Linked DNA regions of Homo sapiens: region 1 is linked to region 2. A link is a loop called in an ENCODE intact Hi-C map of the cell type or tissue named here. Cell type or tissue: endothelial cell of umbilical vein. All regions are shown on one strand.

Region 1 (8,000 bases), 160 kb before region 2:
GTGGGTTTATTCTACTCACATAAGCACTTAAAAGCAGAGAACTTTTTCTGGCTGGTGTCAGAGATGAGGCAGAAGGGGAAGTCAAATTTGAAGCATGAGAAGGACTCAGCCTGCCGTTACTGGAGGGGACCAGATTGAAAGTGTGAGACGGGGAATGCAGGCAGCCTCTAGTAGGAAAGGCCAGTCCCAGCTGACAACCAGCAAGGAAGTGGGAACTCAGTCCTACAGCTGCAAGGAACTAAATTCAGCCAATAGCTTGAATGAATGTGGAAGCAAATTTTCCCCAGAGTTTCCAGCAGGGAACCCACCCACTGGATACCCTCATTTAGCCCTTGTGAGACCCAGTCAAGCCCACTGACTTCTGTAAGATAATCCATTTGTGTTGTTTTGTTTGTGATAATTTGTTATGACACAATGGAAAACAAATACAGGGGTTTTGCTGGTTTTATTTTAGAGTCTTTGGGATATCATTTTCTAGAGAACAAAGATAGCAAAGATTCTATAAAACAATTTAGTCCTGGAAGACTCCACGGAATAATGGTGTTGAGTGGAACCTGTGCCTGTTTCTTGATGTTTGAATATTATTATTGTCCTTAGATGCAGTTTGAAGGGGCTTGATGGTCAGCTTAGTGAGATGTAGTTTCTGAAGGTCTAGGACATTGGTAGGATTTCTGTAAATAGGTGGTTCTTCCATATCTTGGATAAATGACATAATTTCTTCATTAGTTTTTATTGGCTTAATAATGGGTTTCTATGACAGCCTTTTAAGGCTTATTTCATATTTTTTTAGAGGAGATGGAAATGGGTGATACATTTTTGTGAATTTGTAACTGTCTCTCTGTTCTCTCACACCTCCCACCCCACCCCAGCTCAGCTCAAACTTGTAAGATCTTTTCTCCCTGTCATTGTCTGTTGAGGTTGTTGAGTTTAAGAGTCAGATCTGGGAATCATCACTACAGAATGGAGTTTCTAGCTTTTAAGAAAAGTCTTTTCTTTTTGTTCTTTAAAGTATCCTATTAATTGGATTCATAAAATATGGACTAACTAAACTTTAGTCAGAGGATGAAGGAAGTGAGACCATTTCTTTTGAGTTATTACCTGAATAGAAAGATGATTACAAGATTAGCATTTCAGGGTATGAAAGACTTTAGAGGTTATGTTTGACTTTGGGTTTAGAGTAAGGGAAATTGGGCCACATGAATGTTAACTGGTCTACTAAGATATCTCAGCCCTAGAGCTAGTCTAGAATCCTGGTCCAGCCAATAGAGAATCATGACTTTTGAACTATGTTCCCTGAGTACCCTTTTCTACTGTTGGCCGGGCATGGTGGCTCACACCTGTAATCCCAGTTCTTTGAGAGGCCGAGGTGGGCAGATGACTTGAGGTCAGGACAAGACCAGCCTGGCCAACATGGTAAAACCCCATCTCTACTAAAATTAGCTGAGTGTGGAGGTGCGTGCCTGTGGTCCCAGCTACTCAGGAGGCTGAGAATCACTTGAACCTGGGAGACGGAGGTTGGTTGCAGTGAGTCAAGATCACGCCACTGCACTCCAGCCTGGGGGACAGAGCAAGACTCCGTCTCAAAAAAAAAAAAAAAAGATGTTAACTGTCTATAATATTCAACTATATGACAACTTTTGCATAAATATTACAGTATGATTTGTACAAGTTCAGAAACTGAAAACCAATATGATTTGCCATTGAATTAGGTAAGGGCTTAGTATTTTAAGGTAATAAATAATGTGATACTTGATTTGAAATGAGAAACTGGGTTTTGATCTGTCACAATTCGTGGGTAACCTGGATAAGGTTTGTTTCATGAGAGTATTAATGTGTTCTTATACCTGAATTTCTTTGAACTTCTGAAATGGATAATTTCGAAAGTAGCATGTCATTTAGTTTATAGAGAAATCTAGGCCAGCCAGCTTTTCAAATGAAGAAATTCCTCTAGGATTATTAAGGAAAAGTAGCTGCTGTCATTGTAACAAAGGATGTATTTTCATTGGGTTATAGACAATTGGTAGTTTTCTTACGTTGAGTGCTCCCAGATGTACTTTTTTTTTTTCACATGTAGAAGTCAAAGATTGAGTCTTTTAAAAAGTTTAAGGTGAAAGCATTCACAGTATCACAAGATACTGCTAAGAGTGGCATTTTAACTGGTTTCTACAAATTCTGTCTTTCAGTCTTAGACATTAAAAAACCCTACGTAGCAACAGTTGCTATGGTCGGCAAGCTTCTTTACATTCGTGGTGATAATGTTTTCTTGCATAGAAAATATTGTGTTATCTGAGGTGACAGTTTTAGGGTTAAATACCAAGGTACAAGTTAGATTAATGTTTTATAATTTTTTATGTGTGACATCTTAAATGCCCTTATATTGGCTGCTCTTTTCTTTTTATACTTTCTTGTCTTGTGGGTTTTTCTGACAGGTTTTTATTAGCTGAAACATTTTAATTTGCTTGGAAAAGTGAACATTTGAAATTTTCCTGAAGTTATGACTAATGCTTTAATGGGCATTTCTCAGTTTAGCTATCTCATCAATGTTCTATAAATTTTAAGAAAGCTACCCTGTTTAAAATGAATGGGTAAATTATTTTCCAAAAAATGGTATCATGTCATATCCAGAAATACGAGATGGTCATTTTGGGTTATTGAATTCATAACCACTCAGAAGATGTTGTTCATTCAGCAGATCCTGAGCGCCTGCCACGTTTCTGGCAGGCGTTGTGCTAAAGATCTCCAAACTGTCACTGCCCTCCAAGCTCAAAATTGAGTGACGTTTTCTGATAACAGGCATATCATACCACAACTTAGTAGATTTTGGAGGTGTTTTCTTATAATAACTCCTATTTGCTTTGTATCTTAGGTGTAGTTTTTGAAACAGCTGCAGAAATGAGAAGGGGGTAGAATAGAGAATTAATTGAGATTGCGGGTAGGGAGGGGAAGGCAATAGGTTAGTGGGAAAGAACTCCCACTTTGAGTTTGGGGAAGTTTACTTAACCTCTTCAAGTCTGGGAGTTCTTGTCTCTACAGTTCGGATAACAACTACCTTGGGCAACTTACTAACTTTTGGTTTCTTCACCTGTAACATGGGAATTAGTAGTACCTACCTCAGGATTTTTGTGAGGATTAATAACTAGAGTACTAGCTAGTATTATCTCAGGATTATTGAGGATTAAAGGAGAAAATTGATAAAATGTCTGGCATGTGGGTGCCCAACATTAGTTCTTTCCCTTCCCTTTCGGAGAAAAGAATGTGTTTATTGCCAGTGCTGTCATTCTTCATTCTTTATTTTCATTTTCTGCTGCCAAGAGTTCTTATTTTTTTAATGAGACTTTTGACCTGTACTTCCTTGTTTCTAATGTAGCCTGTTGGGTGGGTGAGGTATGAATTGCTGCCTAGGGGTGGATCAGTATGTAAGTCACGCCCAGTGTAGATTACCTCAATTACTCGTGTACAGTGTCTATTACCTAGTCCTGGTGAGTCTAGGATTCTTTTGCTTCTAGATAGAGAAGGTAATATTCCCATCTCAGACTCAGGAAAAGGTCTACCTTTGCTCACCTATAGACTTGTAAATATAGATCAGAGGTCTTACTCCCAGTGGTTCTCTGATCACAGTTTGGGAATTGCTTGAATATTGTGTGTTAGGGATATGTTTGGAGAAGGCCAGCTCCCTGCATTAACATCTTCTCTATGTCTTGCTCTCTCAGGTAATCCACTAACTTGCTTTCTTGTTTGCTTTGTATTATTAAGTGATAAACTGTAGGCAGACCAGGAACTTGTATTTATCGGCACTTTAAAACTTTTTTTTTTTTTTTTTTTGAGATGGAGTCTTGCTCTGTCGCCCAAGCTGGAGTGCAGTGGCGCAATCTCTGCCTCCTGGGTTCAAGTGATTCTCCTCTCTCAGCCTCCTAAGTAACTGGGATTACAGGTGCATGCCACCCCACCGGGCTAATTTTTGTATTTTTAGTAGAGGCGGGGTGTCGCCATGTTGGCCACGCTGGCCTCAAACTCCTGACCTCAGGTGATCCACCCGCCTCAGCCTCCCAAAGTGCTGGGGTTACAGGCGTGAGCCACCGCGCCCGGCCAGTGTTTTGTGTATTTATGATTATATAGAATGGCTACAAATGGCCATCTGCTTTGGAGTTGTCTACCTTTTGTGAAAAAATGAAAATAGACTATTGCCTAGCAATTAAGTATTCAAGCATGTATTTTGCCACATAATTTATTGTGAGAAGGTTATCAATGTCAAATAAAATGCTTTCATTATTTGCTTCTATTTGTCTGTCTTCCTGACCAGTTCATTTTTCCTTCCAGTGAAGCCATCTTGAGCTAGGGTTTTCTTTGTGGGTAGTTGTTAATTTTTTTTGTAGAGACAAGGTCTCACCATGTTGCCCAGGCTGGTCTCAAACTCCTGGGCTCAAGCAGTCCTCTTAACTCAGCCTCCCAAAGTGCTGAGATTACACTCATGAGCCACCACACTGGTCCGAAGAAATTTTTTTTTTTTTTTTTTTTTTTTTTTTTTTTGGGAGATAGCATCTCACTCTGTTGCCAGGCTGGAGTGCAGTGGCACGACCTTGGCTCACTGCAACCTCCACCTCCCGGGTTCAAGCAATTCTCCTGCCTCAGCCTCCCAAGTAGCTGGGACTACAGGCGCACGCTGCCACGCCTGGCTTTTTTTTTTTTTTGTATTTTAGTAGAGATGGGGTTTCACTGTGTTTCCCAGGCTGGTCTCTAACACCTGAGCTCAGGCAATCCACCCATCTCGGCCTCCCAAAGTGCTGGGATTGCAGGTGTGAGCCACTGCACCCAGCCTGGTCTGAAGAATTTTTAAACACCACAGCTAAGGACCTGAGCATTCATCTGCAGCTACCTATATGCTCTTGTTACATACAGTTGTTATACTAGGGGGTTTTTCACAGCCATCTTTTATGACTGTTTTTGGAAAACATCACATTGACCTTCATACATATTCAAAACTTTAGGCTTTGTTGCATCTGGAGTCCAACACTGAGGCCCACAGATGTCACCAGCCCCCAGCCAGCAAGGTGGGGCATGTCTCAGTTGTCTTCCTTTCTCCCTTCAGTAGCCACACAGAAAAGCTTTTCCATCATTTAAAATCTGATTTTTATACAATTGTGGCCTGGTGGCCAGCCCATTCAGGTAAAAGAATAATGAAGAAACCTGATTATTGAAACTCAGTATCCCACCCCTACCTTGCCTCCAAATTTAAAGCAGTTCATTTTATTATAGTGTTTTGGATAGGCTGTTAATAAATCAGTTTGGAGAACTAAGGAAATAGTATTAAATTTAGTGAAAAGAACCTATTTAGGCTTTGGATCCTAAACAGATCTGGCTTCCACCACTTAGTAATCCTGTTGTTTTTGGCAGATTATTTAACCTCTGAATCTGTTTATTTCTAAAATCAGAATATGCATCTGATACTGTGCCTGGTTTGTAAGAGGCATTCAAATGGTAACAGTAGTTATTACATTCATAAGTGCTGAATTTTTCTTTAGATTACTGTATATCCCAAATGAAGTTTTCCATCTTTTGGTTCCAGAGGGTAATAGCCAGTGGAGTAAAGTTTCACATTGTGACTTTATTTTGCTTATATGGCGTGGTAAAAAGGTGTATAGATGATGACTATATTGTAAGAGACAGTACTGGAATTCCGATTTCTCTTAGGTGTTTGGGGTAGAACTATTAATCCAAATCAAACTGCTTGGATTTTCTTCTAATACCTCCCTTCATTGGGAGACCTCACACTGTTGCTATGTCATTTATGTCACATTGACACTCAGATCCCTTTTCTGGGTTGAAGGTGGAGAAATGTAATTCACACAAAAGGCCCAAATGCTAATGTTTTCTGTTTTACTGTACTTCCTGGTTTGTTTTATGGAAGTAATACTTCCGTGTATTGGTTTAATTTTTTTGTATGTATGTATGTATTTATTTTGAGACAGCGTCTCGCTCTGTCACCCAGGCTGGAGTGCAGTGACATGATCTCGGCTCATTGCAACCTCTGCCTCCTGGGTTCAAGTGATGCTTCTGCCTCAGCCTCCCAAGTAGCTGGGACTACAGGTGTGTGCCACCACACCTGGCCTATGTGCATTGTTTTTAAAAACAAACATGTTGTATGTTTTGTATGTAGGAATAAAAGCAGAAGGCCCCTAGGGGCATGTTAGGATTTATAATCTCCTAAAGTTAAATATTCTGCAAGTTTACACAAGCAGTAACTTCATGAATTACTAAGTATTACTGAGAGTATTTATGTTCCAAATTCGAAGCCTTAATCAAACCAGAAAAAAACATATTCTGTTGGGTTTGAACAGGTAGTTTTCTTATTCATTGTATACTTAGAACCTTGGGACTTAAAGGTCAGAGAGTCAAGGGAACTGCCAAGGAGTTAGTTGCTAGATATTTTTTTGTTTTTTTGAGCTGTATATATTTCCCCACTTGAAAAAACAAAAACACTACTACTTATATGGCATTAGTATGATAGGTGAGAGAGAATGTTGTTGGCCATGGTTACCACCTTAAATTGACATGGGAAAAGAGAATCAATATGAAGTGGAGGAAAAAAAACAATAACTTCATTTAATCATACATTTTTACCGTTAACCTGTTTTCTTTTGGCTTATCCTTCTGAGCTAGGGTAAGGAGGCTTGTTTTGTCTTTGTTGTTTTTGTTTTTTTGTGTCAGTGACCTCCAAATAGATGATCTTCCAGACGAAATGGTTGCCTGTTAGTACATCTGGTCTATACTTGAAAGCTGCAAAAGGTGATTGCGTATCTCTTGAAATAAGAGGAATTGTGAAATAGTTTTCTCAACCTGCTGCATGGATTTTGACTATTCAGGTCGTGATCTCCACAAGTTATTTAAACTAGAATTTCTCAACCAGTGTATTGTGTTAGGGTGCGTTACAGATGTGTTGAGATACTGGTCCCCTCACACCTCTGGCCATTCATGCAGAATATAGTTTGGATACAGCATCCAAACTAATGACCTCAGATCCAGAGCAGTCTTGATCATTTACCCCATTGTGCCATACAAATATTATTTTCTGTCTTGACTGTAAAAAAGACTGGGAGCAGTGGCTCACACCTGTAATCCCAGCACTTTGGGAGGCCGAGGCGGGCAGATCACAAGATCAGGAGTTCAAGACCATCCTGGCCAACATGGTGAAACCCTGTCTCTACTAAAATACAAAAAAAAAAAAAAAAAAAAATTAGCCGGGCATGGTGGCGCTTGCCTGTAGTCCAGATACTCAGGAGGCTGAGGCGGGGGAATCGCTTGAACCCAGGAGGCGGAGGTTGCAGTAAGCCGAGAGCGTGCCACTGCACTCCAGGCCTGGCGACAGAGCGAGACTCCATCTCAAAAAAAAAAAAAGTTAAAAGTTTAGAAAAACTGGGAGCACTAATTTAGAAAGCTCAGTAATTGGATATCTGAACAGTTTTAAGATTCAAGGGGGTAAACAATCTGAAAATAATCTTGGTTTTAAGTTTTTAAAGCCATTTTAAGGTACCTCTCTGACCCACAAGTAATTCTCTTTGGACACATGATTCAAAGGATATGCTTTAAAATACAAGACTGTGAACAATTTAAGGTTGGACAGTAGTGAAGAAATTCAAGTTCTTATTTTCTAAGCAGTAATGTGAGGCAGAAGTAAAGTTCCCTTTTGTAAAACTGTTATCTCTACCTGACTAACTCTGAATGCTACTGTATCTTTTCTGAGGCTGACATTTTGTTAATCATTCATCAAGCTTGGGTCTCATACTCTGAAGCCTAGGATACATTGTCTTCTTGTCTTCCTTCAGGAAAGAATGGCATATACTTAGTTTGAGCAGTTTAATTTTTTAATATTTATGTAAATCACCAAGTTAGCCTTCTTAGATGAGTTTCTGTTTGTCTAACTCAGGAATTATTAATTTTGCTGGAGTTTACAGATTTCCTGAGCCTGTAATAATTTTTTTCTTCAAAAAAAAATGTACATGTAC
Region 2 (8,000 bases):
CCCTCAATCTTGGACTTCCTATCCTCCATAGCTGTAAGGAATAAATTCCTTTTCTTTCAAAATTGTTCAGTTTCAGACATTCTGTTATAAGCAACAGAAAACAGACTAAAACCACTACCATATTGAGCACTACCACCCTGTACCAAGAATTCCTAACACATGGTCCAGGGGTACAGCAGAGGCAAAGAGTCTAGGTAGGCTGGAGTTTGGCTCCTAGATCTACACCAGAAACACCAAATAGCCTCAAGCCTCAGTTTCTGCATCTATAAAATGCAGTTAATTATACCTCCCTTGCATTGCAGTCATAAGGATTCAATGCATTGGGACTGCCTCATGTCATAGTTGTATCACATTTCTTGGGTTCAAAACCACATCTATTTTGGAAAAGTTACTTCAGCTCTTTGTACTTCAGTTTCCCCATCTGTAAAATGGGGATAACAATAGTTCCTACCTCGTTGGTTTGCATGAGAATTAAATGACAATATTTGTAAAGTGACTGGAATATAAATGCTATATAAGCATTTATTTAGAAGCGAGGAAAAGAATGGTGACCAACCTCCCAAAATTAAATGCAGAAATGTACTCTTTTCTGGAGAGAGAGTCAGGCTTTTATGAATTTCTTTCTCCAGGCTCAGAACATCTTTCTACTCAGATTTCTGAGCCCAGAAGGCTGCTTTTCTCTTTCCTATAGGTTTGGTTTTTTGTTTGTTTGTTTGTTTTTTTGAGGCAGTGTCTCGCTCTGCTGCCCAGGCTGGAGGGAAGTGGCATGTGATCTTGGCTCACTGCAACCTCTGCCTCCCGGGTTCAAGCAATTCTCCTGCCTCAGCTCCCTGAGTAGCTGGCATTACAGGTGTGGACTACCACACCTGGCTAATGTTTTTGTATTTTTAGTAGAGACGGGGTTTCACCAAGTTGGCCACGCTGGTCTCGAACTCCTGACCTTAAATGATCCGCCCACCTTGGCCTCCTAAACTGCTGGGATTATAGGCGTGAGCCACTGTGCCCGGCCTCTTTGCTATAGTTCTGATGAGTTCCGTCTCTGACCCCCAGCACTGATGTGGGGCCCACAGCAATGACATGAGCCATGCCTGCCTCCTTTCCTTCCACATGGGTGTCCCTAGTGATTGCCATATGCCTAAAATTCCACCATAGGTGTCCTTGAAACTTTTCATCTTCATACATTTCCCCCACAAAAGTGACATGATGCCTTAGAACTTCTGGTTGCGTTCCAAGTCTGGCTGAAGCCACTGAGCCTGTGAGATTGTGGACAAGTCACCTCCCTTTGCGGGGGCTTCAAATTTCTTATCTGTAAAATAAGAAGAGAAAGTTGGAGTAGGTCAGTGAGGTCAGTGTTTTCTGAAATATACCATGTACAACAATGGCTGAGTGCCAGAGGGTTTTAGGGTCTCCAGATACCGTATGACATAACTTTGAATCATAATTGTGATACACTTAAACCCTTTCAGTTTTCTTGCTGTTTCTCCAAAGACTCAGGGAGAAAGTCTCATTTAACAGCTTCTTTTTTTTTTTTTCTTTTTCTTTGAGACGGAGTCTCGCTCTGTCACCCAGGCTAGAGTGCACTGGCGTGATCTCAGCTCACTGCAAGCTCCGCCTCCCGGGTTCACGCCATCCTCCTGCCTCAGCCTCCCCAGTAGCTGGGAATATGGGCGTGTGCCACCACACCCAGCTAATTTTTGTATTTTTGCTAGAGACAGGGTTTCACCATGTTGGCCAGGATGGTCTTGATCTCCTGACCACGTGATCCACCCACCTTGGCCTCCCAGAGTGCTGGGATTACAGGTGTGAGCCACCGCGCCCGGCCAACAGCTTGTATGGTTTTTTTTTTTGTTGTTGTTGTTTTGTTTGTTTTTGAGACGGAGTCTTGCTCTTGCTCTGTCACCCAGGCTGAAATGCAGTGGTATGATCTCAGCTCACTGCAATCTCTGCCTCCCGGGTTCAAGCGATTCTCCTGCCTCAGCCTCCCAAGCAGCTGGGACTACAGGCGCCCGCCACCACGCCCGGCTGATTGTTGTTGTTGTTGTTATTGTTTTTAGTAGAGACGGGGTTTCACCGTGCTAGCCAGGATGGTCTCGATCTCCTGACCTCGTGATCCACTCGCTCGGCCTCCCAAAGTGCTGGGATTACAGGCATGAGCCACCGTGCCCGGCCTCACAGCTTCTATGTTTTTAACACCTCTCTTGTTAAGAATGAGACAGCAGAGTTCAGCTTGGAGCCTTCAGCAAGAAACAGGATTTAGCTGGAATGGAATAACCTGGTTCTGCTTTTTTTGTATGTAATTGTATGCTTACCTCTTCTTTATGGCAAATCATAGTAGTTTTCTATTTGAGGTCAGTGATTTAAAATTTCCATGTTAAATAAATTTAGATAAGTTTTTTAAAATGAGGTGGTTGTGGTCAAGCACAGTGGTCCATGCTTGTAATCCCAGCACTTTGGGAGGCAGAGGTGAGTGGATCACCTGAGGTCAGGAGTTTGAGACCAGCCTGGCCAACATGGCAAAAACCTATCTCCGCTAAAAATACAAAAATTAGCTGGACGTGGTGGCATGCACCTGTAGTCCCAGCTACTTGGGAGGCTGAGGCATGAGAGTCGCTTGAACCCAGGAGGCAGAGATTGCCGTGAGCCGAGATCATACCACTGCACTTCAGCCTGGGTGACAGAGCAAGACTCTGTATAAAAAAATAAATAAAATAAATAAATAAATAAATAAGTAAAAGATGAGCTGGTTGGAAGGAAGACATTATGGAACTAATATAAAAAATAAGTACATGGATTCAGACCAATCAACTTGGGGAAGACAGTGGGTGATTCAAGAATGGCAACTCCAGGGCTGTGATCCTCTCTGGGAGCCCTTATCTAGGAGACCGGGCACCTCCCTTCTCTGGAGGCCCCTGGGGGCTTTGCAGAAATCTCTCACCATCCAGATCACGCTAGGCTGGGCCTAAGGAGAGGCAGGAAGGCCAGCCCGGCGGTTGCCCCAGGGGCGGCCTGGGATTCTTCCTGAGAAAGGCTCTTCTCATGCCTGTGGGTGGAGCCCTGTGTGGGGACCTCCCTTACGTCATCTTGTGTCATCCTCAAACTTCCCCATGAAGCTGCTATTTTTATCCCTGGAGACAGATGAGGAAACCAGGGCTCAGAGCAGTGACATCACTAGTTTAAGGAGGGAGGAGACAGTGGGATTCAGAGCCAGCTGGCCTGGCTCAAAATCCGTGTGGTCTCTTGTCCACTGTCTTGGACAAAGTCACTTAGCTACTCAGACCCACAGCCCTATCTATAAAGTGGGATTGATGACAGTGTTTTCCTGTAGGGTTATTGAACTGCTTATTGTCATTGGGATTTCCCTCCCTCCCTTCCTTCCTTCCTTCCCTCTTTTCTTTTCTTTTCTTTTGAGAGAAGATCTCACTCTGTTGCCCAGGCTGCAGTGCAGTAGGGTGATCATGACTCACTGTAGCCTCAACCTCCCAGGCTCAAGCGATACTCCCGCCTCAGCTTCCTGAGTAGCTGGGACTATGGGCATGCACCACCATGCCTGGCCTGGGAACTGTTATTGGATTAAATGGAGGGTTAAATGGGCTAATACAGGTTAAGTTCACGCTTAGGAGAGTTCCCAGCACATGGTAAGCACTGGAGGGTGAGTGGCTATTATTATTTCCAAGGCCCCAGGGCTGCTGCACCTCCTTCCCCAGCAAACACACCCAGTGAGAGCTGAGGATAAAGGGGGAGGTGGGGACACACTTCCTGAGAGTGGCCCATGTGGAGCCTAAGCTGTGCCTTCCAGTGCTTCCTCATGTCAGCCTCACCACAGCCCTGTGAGCTAAGGATGCATTTACGCCCACTTTGCAAGTGAGCAAATCCAGTGTCAAAGAGTGAAAGTAACCTGCCCAGCGTTACACAGCTAGCCAGTGTGGCTTTTTGAGACGGAGTCTCACTCTCACCTAGGAGTGCGGTGGCATGATCTCAGCCCACTGCAACCTCCGCCTCCCGGGTTCAAGCGATTCTCACGCTTCTGCCTCCTGAGTAGCTGGGATTACAGGCGTGTGCCACCACGCCTGGCTAGTTTTTGTATTTTTAGTAGAGATGGGGTTTTACCATGTTGGCCAGGCTGGTCTCAAACTCCTGACCACAAGTGATCTGCCTGCCTCAGCCTCCCAAAGTGTTGGGATTACAGTCATGAGCCACCGTGCCTGGCCTGGGATTTAAACCCAGGTCTGCGTGGTTCCAAAGTCCACGTCATTCCACCATTTCAGGAGCCTCAACAGGATTGACGGGAGGTTCCTGGGGAAGTCCCGTGTCCTCCTCAAGGGTGAAGGGTTCTCTCTTTCTGTGTAGTGGAAATAGCTAGATCATAGCCATGGGCTGAAGACAGCTGGTCTGGTTCTGACCTTGCCTCTGACCTTGGGCAGCTACAGGTCTCTCCCTGGGCTTAGGCACATAATTGCTGCTTTGTATGTATAAGGGGTTAGGATCTCCAAACTTCCAGGGATCCTGATTCTCTTTCTCGCCTCTCAGCTGGAGGATGAGGGAGCCCCAGATCTGCCAGCTCCCAGTGCTGGACGCATTGCTGAGTCACCTGACCTTCCTTCCTTCCTGCCTGCCTTCCTGCCTTCCTTTTGCCTGCAGGTCCTGAAGCCATCAAAGGCCAGAGAAGGAAGGGGATTATATGTTCAGTCTGGATAACTGCCCAGGCCTTGCCTTTCTGAGAAAAGCTTGGGGGGTGGGGGTGGAATGCTGAAGCACTCAGCCAGTTGCATCAGAAAACCTTGCGCAAGGCGCCCTCCTGGGTCCAGCACTGAGCCCTGTCCCATAGTCCCCACCCCTACCCTGTCCCCTGAGGTGCCAGAATGAGGACTGTTCAGCCTTGCGAGGGACACTGAGCAAGGCCAGGCTGTCAGGGAGTGATGGAGGAAGTTGAGGGATGAAGGAAGGCTTTGGGGCCAGTGCTGAGAGGGCTTAGGCCGCCTGGGTGAAGGAACTTGAGCTGGAAGTTGCTCCTCAGGACATTTAGATCCAACTCATCCACCTGGCTTCTCTCCCAAAGAAGAGGAGACAAGGCCAGTGCCCTGGACACTAACTGACCCAGATCCTTGACTGTGGTCCTAGGGTGAACCCTATTGCCTGACTTTGCACTTCAACTGCACTCTGGCCTGAAACCTTGAACATGGTCTGACCTGTGATCACTAAGCCCTGGGCCGTAGCCACAGCTAACGCCGACCCAGGTCCCAAACTGAACGGTGTCTTGGTCACTTTTTCCCCACATGATCCATAAACTGAATTTGAATTCTAGCTCCTGATTGAGTTATAACCCTGGAGATAGATTTAGCTCTAATCCATCATGTGTGACCCCAGGCCCCAGATAAACCCCAACTGTAGCCCCAGATACCCTAGCCATAGATTCTCTCTCTGGTCTCAACAGGGCAGTGCTCAGGCACAGGAATCAAGAGCTTGGCACCTGCTCCCCTCCCCTCTGGGCTGCTCCCCATACCCCCCCAGGTCGAGGAAGGCTGAGGGGCTGGACTGAACATGGGACAGCCCCCTGACCAGCCTGACTGTGACTCAGCAGGGTGGGAGCTGGAGGTAGAGTCAGGCAGGACCACTGGGGATAGGCCAGGCAGGTGCTGAGTCAGGGCAGGGAGAGAGGGACAGTCTCTGAGTGCAGAGCTGGTCTGGGATGTGGGATGGTACATGTGGTCCGACAGGCCCTTTAAGGTAAAGCAGCTCCAGTCCTGAAGCCAGGCCCTTTAAGGCAAATAACCCCGATCCTATCCATCTCCATCTACCCATTTATTGTCCATTTTTCCATCACTTATCCATATTATTCTCTCCCAGAGCATCCTGTTCTTTTCCACCAGAACACTTAACTATAATTGGAATTATGTATGTATTTGTTATTTGTTTAGTGTCTGCCTCACCCACTGAACTACAGGCTCCCTTAGGACAGGCACCTTGCCTGTGTGGCTCACCAGTGTCTCTAGCACCTCATACAGTGCCTGGCACACGGCAAGTGGTCAGTAAATAGTAGTTGAAGAGATTAAATCCCTCCACCCATCTATTCATTCCTTTTCCATCTATGAATTATTATTTTATAATGCATCCCCACCATCTAGCCATTCGAATTTCTCGCTGTTCTTTCATCTACCCTCCATCCGACAAGCATCCATCCATCCACCTACATAGCTTTCCCATATCAATCCATGCTATTTATAGAATCATCCGTTTCTTCAACAAATATTTACTGAGTACCTACTACTTGCCAGGCAACATTCCAAAGGCTAGGGATACTACAGTGAAAATAACAGACAAAAGTGGCGCTTACATTCCATTAGAAGGAAAAGTGCAGCCAGGCACAGCGGCTCACACCCGCAATCCCAGTACTTCGGGAGGCTGAGGCGGGAGGATCACTTGAGCCTAGGAGTTTTAGACTAGCTTAGGCAACATGGTGAAACCTCATCTCTACAAAAAAGTACAACAACTAGCCAGGCATGGTGGTGAGTGCCTGTAGTCCCAGCTACTCAGGAGGCAGAGGAGGGAGGATGGCCTGAGCCAGGTAGGCCAAGATTTCAGTGAGCTGAGATCATGCTGCTGCACTCCAGACTGGGCAACAGAGTGAGACCCTGTCTCAAAAAAAAAAAGAAAGAAACATGCAAGAAATAATTACCATAATAAGTACATTGTAGCACATGTTAGGGGGTGACGAATGCAAGGGAAAAAAAGAGTAAGTACAGAGATGAGGAGTGTTGGGTGGGCAGGCAGTGGCTGTATTGAGTGGAGTGTTCAGTGGATGCCCTGAGACTATCCGAAGGGCAAATTCTTCAGGAAGAGGAACAGCTCATGCAAAAGCTCCAAAAGGAAGCTGACTAGCTGACTGGTGTGCCATCGGAGAAGGTCAATGTGGCTGGAGTGCAGCCAGTGACAGGGAGGCGGTGGGAGATGAGGTCAGAGAGGTAAAGGGGGTTCAGATAATCTGGAGCTTTGGAGGCCTTTGAAAGGACGCTGAGGAGTCATGGGGAGGCAGGGGAGGGTTTAAGGAGAGGAGGGAAGTGATCTCACTTACCTTTTTTTTTTTTTTTTTTTTTTTGAGATGGAGTCTCGCTCCTGTCATGCAGGCTGGAGTGCAGTGGCGCGATCTTGGCTCACTGCAACCTCCACCTCCTGGGTTCCAGTGATTCTTCTTCCTTAGCCTCCTGAGTAGCTGGGACTACAGGCGTGCATCACCTTGCCCGGCTAATTTTTGTATTTTTAGTAGAGATGGGGTTTCATCATGTTGGCCAGGCTGGTCTCGAACTCCTGACCTCAGGTGATTCACCCGCCTCAGCCTCCCAAAGTGCTAAGATTACAGGGTGAGCCACCATGCCCAGCCATTTTTTTTCTTTTTTTTAAGTACAGACAGGGTTTTGCCACATTGCCCAGGTGGGTCTCAAACTCCTACACCCAAGTGATCCTCCTTCCTCGGCCTCCTCAAGCGCTAGGATTACAGGCATGAGCTACCATGCCCAGCCTTGACTTACTTTTAAAATAAAATCATTTAGGGATCTGTACTTGGAATAGACTGAATGAGGCAAGGACAGGAAGACAAGGGAGCAGGTGTTGCAATAATTCTCTTAAACTCCAGTGGCTCAGAGCAGGGCAGTGGCCATGCTAGAGGTGAGCTGTGACTGGATTCTGGGTATATTTTAAAGGTGGAGCCAACAGGATTGCTGATGGTCTAGATGTGGAGTTTGAGGGAAAAGGAGGTGTCAAGGTGCTTCCAAGGTTTCTTGGCCTGAACGGTGACAGGTATGGAACTGCCATCAAATGACATGGAGCGAGGTGTTTGGGGGAAGCCCAGGTTCAGCTTTGGTTCTGTGGAGTCTGTCATGTCTTTTGACATCCTCAAAGAGACATCAGGTAGGTATTTGAATGTATGGGCTGGAGTTCAGGGGAGAGGTCTGGGCTGAGGATACAGTGTTGGGAGTCATAGACGTGAGACTGGATGAGAGCTCCAG

The links. Hi-C counts contacts between places; a loop is a spot of excess contacts. Peaks named below come from ENCODE experiments on the same cell type or tissue, not always from the same donor. Only the 100,000 strongest peaks of a DNase experiment are listed, where the experiment ranks them.
Region 1: a loop joins it to region 2, with 2.3 times the contacts of the local background. A loop is called at or near these places in 3 of 110 quality-filtered maps.

The regions. Positions count from the first base shown.
Region 1 is chr20:531,562-539,561 of GRCh38, reverse strand. The region is part of intron 1 of CSNK2A1 (casein kinase 2 alpha 1); the gene reads left to right. Among named protein-coding and RNA genes, the nearest start is that of CSNK2A1, 8.2 kb to the left of the region's middle. RefSeq lists an enhancer at 4,831-4,880. In endothelial cell of umbilical vein, no CTCF peak of the experiment used is centred here; a DNase peak (open chromatin) is centred at 3,351.
Region 2 is chr20:368,751-376,750 of GRCh38, reverse strand. No RefSeq gene overlaps it. Among named protein-coding and RNA genes, the nearest start is that of TRIB3, 8.0 kb to the left of the region's middle. In endothelial cell of umbilical vein, no CTCF peak of the experiment used is centred here; DNase peaks (open chromatin) are centred at 3,150, 3,410, 4,640 and 6,890; H3K27ac peaks cover 5,087 bases.